4 separate regions of the Homo sapiens genome follow, and regions 2, 3 and 4 are each linked to region 1. Evidence: chromatin contacts called from ENCODE Hi-C or POLR2A ChIA-PET data. All regions are on one chromosome and are shown on one strand. Each heading gives the region's core, a stretch centred on a gene start or an enhancer-like site at or near the end of the contact. The rest is flanking DNA. Distances are from core to core; before and after follow the strand shown. Region 1 holds the start of PARN (poly(A)-specific ribonuclease). Region 2 holds the start of THUMPD1 (THUMP domain 1 NAT10 acetyltransferase adaptor). Region 3 holds the start of CARHSP1 (calcium regulated heat stable protein 1). Region 4 holds the start of IQCK (IQ motif containing K).

The links. A loop is a pair of places that touch in the nucleus more often than their neighbours do. ChIA-PET counts read pairs that join two places held with the same protein, here RNA polymerase II (POLR2A). Pooled maps may share reads with other maps.
Region 2: a loop to region 1 is called in a map of CD8-positive, alpha-beta T cell, with 7 times the contacts of the local background. The contact joins the promoter of THUMPD1 here to the promoter of PARN in region 1. A Hi-C loop is called at or near these places in 2 of 168 maps with a recorded cell type or tissue (CD8-positive, alpha-beta T cell and naive thymus-derived CD4-positive, alpha-beta T cell) and 5 of 50 pooled maps.
Region 3: a pooled map shows a loop between it and region 1 (20-fold over the local background). The contact joins the promoter of CARHSP1 here to the promoter of PARN in region 1. A Hi-C loop is called at or near these places in 9 of 50 pooled maps. POLR2A ChIA-PET finds 5 or more read pairs at or near these places in 2 of 52 experiments (AG04450 and Caco-2).
Region 4: a loop to region 1 is called in a map of gastrocnemius medialis, with 20 times the contacts of the local background. The contact joins the promoter of IQCK here to the promoter of PARN in region 1. A Hi-C loop is called at or near these places in 1 of 168 maps with a recorded cell type or tissue (gastrocnemius medialis) and 8 of 50 pooled maps. POLR2A ChIA-PET finds 5 or more read pairs at or near these places in 1 of 52 experiments (activated CD4-positive, alpha-beta T cell).

The regions. Positions count from the first base shown.
Region 1 is chr16:14,628,892-14,631,753 of GRCh38, forward strand. It overlaps PARN (poly(A)-specific ribonuclease), which reads right to left and starts at 1,369. Exons shown (of 24, transcript NM_002582.4): 1 at 1,216-1,369; 2 at 706-783. The coding sequence starts at 1,234. RefSeq lists enhancers at 337-860, 861-1,382, 1,383-1,905.
Region 2 is chr16:20,740,433-20,743,294 of GRCh38, forward strand. It overlaps THUMPD1 (THUMP domain 1 NAT10 acetyltransferase adaptor), which reads right to left and starts at 1,386. Exons shown (of 4, transcript NM_017736.5): 1 at 1,077-1,386. The coding sequence starts at 1,307. It also overlaps a transcript of ACSM3 not described here. RefSeq lists enhancers at 572-661, 692-831, 1,132-1,181, 1,192-1,461.
Region 3 is chr16:8,867,603-8,870,464 of GRCh38, forward strand. It overlaps CARHSP1 (calcium regulated heat stable protein 1), which reads right to left and starts at 1,404. Exons shown (of 4, transcript NM_014316.4): 1 at 1,364-1,404. CARHSP1-DT (CARHSP1 divergent transcript) reads left to right here and starts at 1,679. Exons shown (of 2, transcript NR_186721.1): 1 at 1,679-1,726; 2 at 2,011-2,437. RefSeq lists an enhancer at 567-626 and a silencer at 767-1,726.
Region 4 is chr16:19,716,861-19,719,722 of GRCh38, forward strand. IQCK (IQ motif containing K) reads left to right here and starts at 1,411. Exons shown (of 9, transcript NM_153208.3): 1 at 1,411-1,627. The coding sequence starts at 1,447. It overlaps KNOP1 (lysine rich nucleolar protein 1), which reads right to left and starts at 1,367. Exons shown (of 5, transcript NM_001012991.3): 1 at 1,298-1,367. RefSeq lists an enhancer at 1,291-1,620.

The DNA.
Region 1 (2,862 bases), core at 119-2,618:
AAAAAGGGGAAAAAAAATTTGCAACTTTAAGTGTCAGTGAAGTATTTCCTGTATACACACCTGTTGAGGCAGGCAATGAACACGTCCACTAATGCATAAAGAAATATCTCATTTATCTGCAAAAACCTGACCCTAGCCGGTCACAAAAGGGCAAATATTGTAAGATTCCACTTATATGAGATGTTAAGGGCAGTCAAATTCAGAGACAAATGGCGGTTGCTAAAGGCTGGGCGAAAGGAGAAATGGGGAGTTTAATGTGTAAAGAGTTTCAGACTGTGAAGATGAAGAAGTCCTAGAGATGGATGGTGATGTTTGCACAGCAATGTGAATGTACTTAATGCCACTTAACTGTAAAGCCACTTAAAATGGCAAATTTCATGTTATACCTATTTTACAATCAAGAAAAAAAACAGTCTGACCCTAATCCTCAAGCTCTCTGCAATGTACACGCCGCACTGTTTTAAGCAGCATCAAAACCATCATCTCTATCTGAGATCCTGAGTCCAATCACAAACCTACGGCGTATCTTCATTTCTTTCGTGCTTTTGAAACGTTTAAAGGGTAACACTGAGACCTGTGAAACCCGCCCAAGGCTACTAACAGCAAGAGGCCACCACCAAGCATAAGAAGTTGGGGGCTGGGGGATTGAAGGAGCCTTGGCTATGCACTGCAAAGTGCTAGCCTGAGCTTGCAAGGGAGGGATACCTGAAAACTCCCCATCGATGGCGAAGAAGTCGGCCTCCTCTATGGCCTGGTACACTTTGTGAAGATTACTCTTAAAATCTGCGGAGAAACCGAAAAGAGGCTCAGAACCAGTGGCCTGAATTCCTGCTAAGGGGAGAGGGAAGGAGGGCCGAGGAGCTCCCGAGGCTGAGAGCCGGAAGGGGAAAAGTCCCGGAGGTGTGCACCGGGGCGAGGGGAATCAAGTCCTCGAGGGGTGCATGGGTCAGGGGGGACAAGCCCCGGGGGGTGCCCGGCCCGGAGAAGGACAAGGCCCCGGATGGTGCCGGGGTTGGAGGAGTAAGTACAAGGCTCCTAGGGTGCACGGTCCGCAGCCGGAAAAGACCCCAAGAGGCGCACCGGCTTAAGGAGGGAAAAGCCCTGAGGGGCTGCCTCAGCCCCAGGCCCAGCCAAACACGCCGGCCATGGTCTCGGCCTAGCAGGCCAGGGGCAGCCGGGTGTGGGGAGGCGGGGAGGTGTACGGCGGACACGCACTGCTCCTGATTATCTCCATTCTGCAGAGTGGCCGGAACCTTGGCCCCACCCGGGCCCGCGCCCGCCTCAGCGGTTCTACTCGCCGAATTCCGCGGCGACTGCGGCAGTAGCTGAGGCAGCCGCAGCGGTGACGCCGGCCGCGACTTCCGGAAACAGCGCGCGCCTGCTGCGCTTGCGTCAGCGCCTGCGCGGCGGCGGGGGCGGGGCCAAGGCTGGGCTCCTTTCCCTCCTTATAGGGACAGGGGAGGGGCGTGGCTATCGAAGTCCCCAAGGCGTGGCCTAATTTGTGCGGGCTTTCACTTCAGTAGAAAAAATGTGCATGTCTCGACATCCAGTCGACCAGGAAATACTGACTGGGTTTCTGTGATATGCTAGCCACTCTTACAGGGGTGGAGATACAGTGATGAACAGGAAGACGTGCTCCCTGCCCCATTGTAGCTTAAACTTGGGGTAAGGGGAAATTCAGGCAGGAGTGAAACTTGCCATTTGGTAACACATGAAAATCGCTATTAAGAAAAAGAGCGGGGCGATGTAATAGAGAATAATGGGATCCGGGTGCGGTGGCTCACGCCTGTAAGCCTAACACTTTGGGAACCCGAGGCGGGAGGATCCGTTGAACTGAAGAGTTCGAGACCAGCCTGGACAGCATAGTGAGACCTGTCTCTTAAAAAAATAAAATTAGGCCGGACCCGGTGGCTTATGCCTGTAATCCCAGCACTTTGGAAGGCCGAGGCGGGCGGATCACGAGATCAGGAGTTCGAGACCAGCCTGGCCAACATAGTGAAACCCTGTCTCTACTAAAAATATAAAAATTGGCTGGGCTTGGTGACTCATGCCTGTAATCCTAGCGATTTGGGAGGCAGAAGCGGGCGGATTACCTGAGGTCAGAAGTTCAAGAGCAGCCTGGCCAACATGGTGAAACCCTGTCTCTATTAAAAATACAAAAAATTAGCCGGGTGCAGTGGTGCGCGCCTGTAATCCCAGCTATTCGGGAAGCTGAGGCAGGAGAATCTCTTGAACCTGGGAGGCGGAGGTTGCTGTGAACCGAGATCACGCCACTGCACTCCAGCCTGGGTGACAGAACGAGACTTGTTTTCAAAAAAAAAATTAAATTAAATTAAAAGAATAATAGGGGTTGTTACTTAGGTGATCACGGAAAGCAAAGCTGAGACCCTTAGCTACTGCATTAGCCTCTGGGAATACTATGTCGAGTGCAACATATGAGGCCCGGCCCTAATGGAATTGTATGTTGGTTTGGGGTTGCTGTTCTCCAATGCCTAGCACTGGGCTGACACGTAGTAGACACTCAATAAGCATGGGTTGAATGAATACATTCAGGTTGGTCTTTCACAAAAGCCAACTATGAAAAGTTGGTTAGTGCCGGATGCGATGGCTCACGCCTGTGATCCTGGCACTTTGGGAGGCCGAGGCAGGCGGATTGCTTGAGGCCAGGAGCTCGAGACCAGCCTGGGCAACACGGTGAAACCCCATCTCTACTAAAATACAAAGAATTAGCCTGGCGTGGTGGCGCACCCCTGTAGTCCCAGCTACTCGGGAGGCTGAGGCAGGAGAACTGCTTGAACCCGGGAGGCGGAGGTTGCAGTGAGCCAAGATTGTGCCACTGCACTCCAACCTGGGCGACAGAGC
Region 2 (2,862 bases), core at 136-2,635, 6.1 Mb after region 1:
CAGGATATGTGCTTGTTGCCCAGCTCTCTGCCCCCTAGTGCCCAACGAAATTGCCAGTCAGGCACAATAATAATTGTATACATTTACAGAAACTTTATTACATACCAGTATGTATTTTATGTACATAAGCAACTCACTAGCCAGTCTTAAAGTATTCTCTTTTTTATCTAGCTCAGCAGCATCAAATAATGTGCCCATGTCCGAGTCCCCAAGCTAGTAGAGGATGAGCCGTGAATTTAAATTCCCTCTGTATTACCCTTCTTCATTTAATCCCTCAGTGTGCGTGTGTGTATTGGTCCAGATTCTAAGCCAGTAATATGATTTCCAAACACTAAGACTTTAGGTGATATTGGTAAAAGTTTTTACGTTCTAAAATGTATTTTAAGTGCAGTAACTAGCATTAGTAGTAAACCTATTATTTCAGAAATATTATTGCTTCAGGTAAACACATTATTACTCCAACTTCACGAGGCTGTCATGAAAAATGTGTTTCTGAAAGAGCTTCAGCACACCGCCTGGCCCTCAATGAGCAATCCTTAAGTGGGAGGTAGGCCGGGCTCAGTGGCTCGCGCCTGTAATCTCAGCACCTTGAGAGGCAGAGACGGGAGGATCGCTTGAGTGTAGGGTTTAGGACTACCCTGGGCCAAACAGTGAGACCCCTTATCTACAATTTACAAAACTTAGCCGAGAGTGGTGGCGCGCACTCATAGTCCCAGCTACTCTGGAGGCTGAGACAGGAGAAGTCGAGGCTTCCCTGAGCTATCATCACGCCACTGCACTCCAGCCTCGGCAACAGAGCGAGACCCTGTCTCACAAAAATAAAAATAAAAGTAATGGGAGCTACCGTGGTTACTGATGGCAAGAAAAGGTGCAAGCACTTCAAGCACAAAACCGATAGCACCGAAGTCTGCGAGCGTCTCAGGACTAGGGACGGAAACGCCGGCGAGGCCACGCCCCTACAGCCGTCACGCCGACGACCCGAGGCGCGCATGCCCATACCAGCAGCCATCCCTCCACCCTTCCCTCCTCCCGCAAGGCCTGGCAGCCGGCCCGCCCGCCCACCCCGGGACCGGTACCTTTTCTGGCCCATACATGTCGTCGCCGTATTCGTTGAGGAGGCTGTAGGCCTCCTCCACGCACTTGCGCTCGTTCATATTGCAGGTGATGAGGATGCCCTGTAGCCCGGGCTCTAGCTGACGGGGCCCGCCAGCGTCGCAGCGCCGAGCGCGCTTGGCCAGCACATACTGAGCCTTGCCTTTGCGCTTCCCGCCGCCAGGCTGAGTAGTCTGCTGGGCAGGGGCCGCCATGGTGTGCGCAAACTGAGAGGAAAGAGAAACGTTTCTCCGCTGCTGTTGGCGTCCTCGTCTATCGCCGGCGCGAACTGGTGACGTCGGATATGAGCGACGGCCTCCCCTAGCCGGCCTCGAAGCCTCATTCCGTGCTGCGCCAGGTCCTAAGGCCGGTCTGCAATCGTGAAAGGGGTGGAGTGATACCCGCCCAAGCCCCGCCTCCTGCCCCGCCTCCCGACTGCAACCTGAATCCAGTAGAGGCAGCATAGCAGCCATTCTGGAAGTGGTGTCGGTGGCTCCTCAAGCCCTTGAAGCTGGCTCCAGCCATATAGCTTCTTCCACCCAACCTTGGTACCTGTTCCTCCAGCCTTCCCTATAATTCTGCCAGCTACTGTGGAGGAAAAGTTAAATATTAAATTTGAACTCAATTGAACGTGGACACAATGGTCAAGTCCCGTAACAGGTTGCATGAGCCCCTTGAGGCATTCATTCATCCAGCACTGTTACAGATAACTCTGTACCTGTACTTGAGTTATTGAAAAACAGACAATCACAGAAACAAGTTGACCTTTATGTGTTCCTTGAGCCCAGTCGAGAAGGGCCCTCGTGACTGGGCCTCATGCCAATCAACGCATTACAAAAAGAGCCAGGGTCGGCCGGGCACGGTGGCTCACGCCTGTAATCCCAGCACTTTGGGAGGCCAAGGCAGGCAGATCACGAGGTCAGGAGATGGAGACCATCCTGACCAACATCTCTACTAAAATGCAAAAAATTAGCCAGGCGTGGTGGCGCGCACCTGTAGTCCCAACTACTCGGGAGGCTGAGGCAGGGGAATCACTCGAACTCGGGAAGCGGCGGTTGCAGTAAGCCGAGATCGTGCCATTGCACTCCAGCCTGGCAACAAAGCGAGGCTCTGTCTCAAAAAAAAAAAAAAAATGAGCCAGGGTCCCAGGCCACACGGAAGCTTCTTGAGACCCCTCCTCCTCTGTGCACGGACAAGTGGCTGACTCTGGAGCCCAGGCTGTTGCTTCCCGGTCTGGTGATGAATCCAACATAGTCTGGTGCGTGTAAATATATATATATATATATATATTTTTTTTTTTTCCCTTCTCCCCTTCCCATTGCAATTTGCTTACTATATCATTTGCTTATTATATCTGCATTGCCATTTACGTGGGATAAAGGTTGTTTACCCCCAAAGGTATTGTATGTTTGTCTATTTTTTTTTTTTTTTTTTGAGATGGAGTCTCGCTCTGTCGCCCAGGCTGGAGTGCAGTGGTGCGATCTGGGCTCACTGCAAGCTCCGCCTCCCAGGTTCACCCCATTCTCCTGCCTCCCTCCCGAGTAGCTGGGACTACAGGCGCCCGCCACCACGCCCGGCTAATATTTTTTATTTTTAGTAGAGACGGGGTTTTACCGTGTCAGTCAGGATGGTCTCAATCTCCTGACCTCGTGATCCACCCGCCTCGGCCTCCCAAAGTGCTGAGATTACAGGCGTGAGCCACCGCGCCTGGCCGTATTTTGTCTTGTTTTTTCCCCTCGCGCATTTCCCACATAGAACAGTTACTCAAAA
Region 3 (2,862 bases), core at 154-2,653, 5.8 Mb before region 1:
CCATGGCCCCACGCCAGGCCTAGCTCAGCTCATTGAAAACATCTACTCCCAGCCGGGCTCTGCGCCTCTTTCTTGCCCTGAAGGGACCAGCATCGAGAACTCACGGTCATCACCGAGGCCACCCAGGGAGTGCAGAGGGCGGTGGGGTCTCCAAGGAGGACCCCGAGCCCAGAGGAGGGCCAAAGGCCCGAAGGGAGGGAGAACAGAGGCAGAGAGAGGCTGGAGAAGGTAGTGGCGGAAGATAACAGGAAGCCCTGCTGAGAAGTTGGGGACTTAGACGACAATGGGACTTCGGTGGACGATTTTCAGCGTGGGGTAGATCTAAGCGGATTGTTTTTCTAAGTTCCCTCTGGCTTCAGAGTGGCAGCAAATGACAGGGGCAAGCAAGACTGGGCACAGAGAGACTGAGAAATATCAAAACAGCAAGTTAAAAAACAGTAGCTTACGTGTCTCCCGGCACGGGGCTAGCTGCCTCCTTTTACTCTCACACACCCTCTCATGCCAGAAGAAGTCAGAGCCCAGTCTGCAGATGGGGAAACTGAGGCTCCGAGAGGCCTCCTATTTGGCAGAGATTTCCCCACCTATTAAGACCCAAGGCCCTGCCTGGAGCGGGACGTCTCCGCCTCCCCCAGCACACACATCCACTCCAACCCCAGAAAACCATAGGGCCGGAGGCTTCCTTTTTAAAAATCAAAAAAGAACATTTCACTTCCGGCCTGCAAACCTGAACCGCCAGCGCAGCCTGCGGAAAGGGGGCCTGTGGGCGCGGGTGAAGTTTTTCTCCAGCGCCTAAGGCACCCCCACCCCCATCCGGGCGCAAACACCCGGGCCCAGCGCGCCCGGCGGCTCCTCCTCCCCCAGATGCGGCTAATCGCGCGGCGCCAGGACGGCTCCCCACCTCCCCCGCCGGGCCTGGCCGCCGTCCCAACCTCGAGCCACAGCTGGCGCGGCCAGGCCCGGCGGGGGGTGGCTCTGCTTCCCGCGTGCGACGCCCCCCGCGCCTCGCCCCACCGCCCGGCGAGTCCCCCGTCCAGGGCTCCCGCCCAAAGGCAAAAGCAGCGGGGAGGGCGGGAAGAGCTTCCCCTGCACGCAGAGAACAGGTGGCCAGGCGGGAAGTACTACCCGACGTCCGCCTAGAATCCTTGCCGCTGTTGCCACACCCACCCCTTCCCCTGGGGAGGAGCAACCCGCGTTCCCCAAACAGGCCCCGAGAAACCCAGCCCGGAGCCCTCCTCTGCCGAGCTAGAAGACCCTGCAGGATGGGGGACGATGGAGGCAGAGGAGGCCGAGGCCCCACCCCTGCGGCTCCCGGGGCCGCGGGCCAGGGGCGCCTATCCTGGGGTCCCCGAGAAGAGCTCCCTACCCTGCAATCCGTTCTGCTCCGCCAGCCGCTTCGCTCCGACTGAGAGCGCGGAGCTGGGGAGGGGGCGTGGCCCGAGGGGGGGTGGGGCGCCGATCCCCGCCCCCAGGAGCTCCCGGCCAATGGGGCTGCGGGAGGGAGCCCGGGACGGTGGGGGCGGGCGGGGCGGGAGTGGCCCGGACAGGACCTTTGTGTCCGCGCCTTAGACTGGCGGGAGAGCGGAACGCAGAGCGCGGGACGTAGGGGCCGGGGCGGGGCGGGGCGGGGCGGAGCTGGGCTGCACCCACCAGCAGAAAACGCCCCTGCAAAGTGGGGGAACTGTGTCCCTGCGCCCGTGCAGTTCCTTCCCCTCGCCACGCGCGCCAGGTGCGGCTCCCACCTGCCTTTGGCTCTAAAATCTGTATAATCCCGGAGGGTGTCACTTTTAGCAGAAAGGAAATAAAGGAATGAAAAGAGAGACGGAAGAAAACAAGCAAAAAACAGAAAGGAGGAAAAGGGAAAGAAAAAATACACACGCACACACACACCAGAAAAACAGGGTTTTGTTTTCTCGTTGGGGATTTTGATTTTGTTCTCTTCTCTTGTTTCATTTCTAGCCTTCCTTGAGTCCTCTGTTTTTGGAGGTAAAAAATGTTACCTCTGTTTTGCAGGAGAGGAAACTGAGGCACAGAGAGGCGACCAGCCCATGGGCACGGCCAGTCGAGAGCAGCCCCTGAAGGCGAGCCTAGATCCCGGGACCAGGGTCAGCTTGGTATTTGAGGGGCGCGGGGAAGGAGAGAGGTCCCCGGAGCTCGCCCGGGACAACAGGGCCCCCGGAGGCGGCGGTGAGGACTGTGCCTGCCTCACTCTGCAGCCCCTATTGGGGCCACTGGGGAAAAGGCCCAGCAGCGAAACCAACTAGTCCAAGCCAGGCAAGGAACCGTCCTAGACGGCTGGTGGGAACAACCGCGCAGCTGCTGTGGAAAAAGCCCGGCGGTTCCTCAAACCACGAGCCCTGGAGTCTCCATAAAACCCATCAACTCCACTCCTAGGTGTCTGCGCGCCCAAGAGAAATAAAAATGTTTGTCCACACAAAAATTTACTTGAGGCCGGGTGCGGTGGCTCACGCCTGTAATTCCAGCTCTTTGGGAGGCCGAGGCAGGAGGATCACTTGAGCTCAGGAGTTGGAGACCAGCCTGGCCAACATGGCGAAACCCCGTGTCTATGAAAAATACAAAAATTTGCCGGGCTTGGTGGCGGGTGCCTGTAATCCCAGTTACTTGGGAGACTGAGGCAGGAGAATCACTTGAACCCGGGAGGTGGAGGTTGCAGTGAGCCAGGATCATGCCACTGCACTCCAGCCTGGGCGACAGCGAGTCTCCGTCTCGGGGGGGAAAAAAAGTTAAAAATAAATAAATAGGCCGGGCGCGGTGGCTCACGCCTGTAATCCCAGCACTTTGGGAGGCCGAGGCGGGCGGATCACGAGGTCAGGAGAACGAGACCACGGGGAAACCCCGTCTCTA
Region 4 (2,862 bases), core at 161-2,660, 5.1 Mb after region 1:
GAGACAAGGTCTGGCTCTGTTGCCCAGGCTGGAGTGCAGTGGCATCATCTCGGCTCACTGCAACCTCCACCTCCCGGGTTCAAGCAATTTTCACGCCTCAGCCTCCCGAGTAGCCGGGATTACAGGCACATACCACCACGCCCGGCTAATTTTTGTATTTTTAGTAGGGACGGGGTTTTACTATGTTGGCCAGGCTGGTCTCCAACTACTGGCCTCAGGTGATCCGCCCGCCTCATCCTCCCAAAGTGCTGGGATTACAGGCATGAGCCACCACGCCCGGCCCTACTGTGCCTAATTTATAAACTTTCTCATAGATAGTATACACAAGAAAAAACAGTTATATTTAGGGTTCGGTACTGTCTGTGGTTTCAGGCATCCACTGGGGGTTTAGGAACGTACTGCCCGCGGATAATGGGGGAGGGGGACTATTGTATTGGCATTTAAATAAGTGGGCAGAGATAAAGGAGCTTGCAAAGAAGAAGGTGCAAACCTTGAAATAGTGTAGTCAGGAGAGCCAAGACGACTTCAGAATAGGGGAGCAGTCAAGAGAGCCAAGACGACTTCAGAATAGGGGAGCAGTCAAGAGAGCCAAGACGACTTCAGAATAGGGGAGTGGCCAAGAGATCTGGTAAGAACAAAGAATCCACCGGGAGGTTGCGGGTCAACTCTTAATCCCCTTCTCTCCCCATCTCTTGCCATTTAGAAAAGTATAGCATCCTCCTCTTTAGCCCTGCGACCAAATGCATTCACTCTTTCAAGGAGAAAGGAAAAGAACGTTACAGTGCATCTCCTGCAAACGCAAACGCTTTCTCCAAAACCGCTTTTAAATTCCAGGGACAGCCTTGTGAAGATCTTTGTGAATACCCGACCTCGCAAGCTCCAGAGACTACAATAATTCACTTGCCCTAGGTTCCAAAGCCAGCAAGTGGAAAACGGAGACTGGAATTCCGCCCACAGGACTCCAAAGCCTGTGCAGCAACACCCCACTCCCCCGGCAGGATCACCAGCAGGACGCGCGGGAGCCAGGAAGTAAGATCCGTACCTCCAAGGCTCCCATGGGCCCAAGCCTCCGCATCAACAGACTGGGAGGGATTACGTGGGGTCCCAGGGCCGGCTCTGAGGCGGGAAAACTTTCTGGAGGCGGCGGCCTCAGGCCGGAGCGGGCGCACACCGACTGGAGGGGTCGGATTCAGGGATGTGGGTGGACCGCATTTCCCCATCTTCCCCGCCGCGCACTTCCTCTGGTGCAATCTCCACACCCCGCGCCGGCCCGCCTGCAACGCGCCCTGGCACTCACCGGTGGGCGAAATTTCCCCGCCTCCACGTGAGAGCCAGCTCCGCCGTGACCCGGAAGTCCACTTCGAGTCGCCGGCCCACCCTCTCGGGTTCCGGCTTCTTCCGGGTCGCGGCCTTCCGGCGAACGCGGTTACCGTGGAAACCGCGGCCATGGCGGCACCGCGGCAAATCCCCAGCCACATAGTGCGCCTCAAGCCCAGCTGCTCTACAGACTCGTCGTTCACCCGGACGCCGGTGCCCACCGTGTCTCTCGCGTCCCGCGAGCTGCCTGTCTCGTCGTGGCAGGTCACCGAGCCGTCAAGCAAGAATCTGTGGGAGCAGATCTGCAAGGGTAGGAAACCTGGGCTGGCCGAGAGGGGCGGGACCCGGGCGGCCGGACGGGGGCCGCGTTTGGGGAGCGCCCACTGTGCGCCTGTCGGCTGACGGGCGGGGCCGCCGGGCAGCGGCTCCGCGGGCCCGGGCTCCGCATTTTACGCATGGGGAAACTGAGGCTCGGAGAGGCTGGCCCGAGGTTACGCAGCGCGGACTCCAATCGCGATCCGTAGTGAGGTTAAAGGCAAGGGAACGGCGAGGGAAAGCTGAATAAAGAGAACCATGCGGTGTGGACCATTGGTTCTTAAACCTCGGTTAGTGAACCGAAAGGAATTGCTGGGGCGGGGGCCGGGGTGGGGATCTTGTTATAAACGGAGGTTCCCAGGCCCCGCCCACAGAGCTTCAAATTGGGATGCAGGGAATCTGCACTTTTTAAAAGAGCACCCCAGGTAATCCTAACGTAGGTAGTCGGTGGCCCACACGTTCAGTAACCATGGTGTGGACAAACGGGTTTTAGTCCCTTCTTGCTTCAAACCTTCCTTAACCTCCCCAGGCGGAGTTGAGCACATCTTCCTTTGTGGCTCTACTCAGTATTTGTTACTTAGGTTGGGCAAATTATTTAACTTATGACCCTGTCTGCAAAGTGGGCATAATAATGGCACCTATTTCGATGGTGTTAAGAAGATGGAACCAGATAGTCACAAAAAGTGCTTAGCAAACTGCCTGATTTTAGGAGGGCAAAAGGATTATTGGGGAAAAAAAAACACAAACTGCTCGATTTACAGAAGGAGCTACGTAAGCGCTAGTTCTTAATGAATAATGTTGGGTGGGATGTTTTCTTTTTCCTCCACTAGACCATAAGCTCCTCAAGGTCAAGGACTCAGATTTTTCATTCGTGTGGCCACCATCACTACCTAAGCTGCCTGAAACAGCGCGGTGAAACCCCGTCTCTACTGAAAATACAAAAAAAAAATTATCTGGGCGTGGTGGTGTGCGCCTATAATCTCAGCTACTTGGGAGGCTGAGGAAAGGGAATTGCTTGAACCAGGGAGGTGGCGTTGCAGTGAGCCGAGTTTGCGCCACTGCACTCCAGCCTGGGTGACAGAGCGAGACTCCATCCCCAAAAAAAAAAAAGTGTGGTTAGTTAGCATTTGAAATGTGATTAGTGCAATTGAGTAACTGAATTTCTTGTTGGACTCAAATTTTTTTTTTTTTTTTTTTTTTGAGACGGCATGTTGCTCTGTCGCCCAGGCT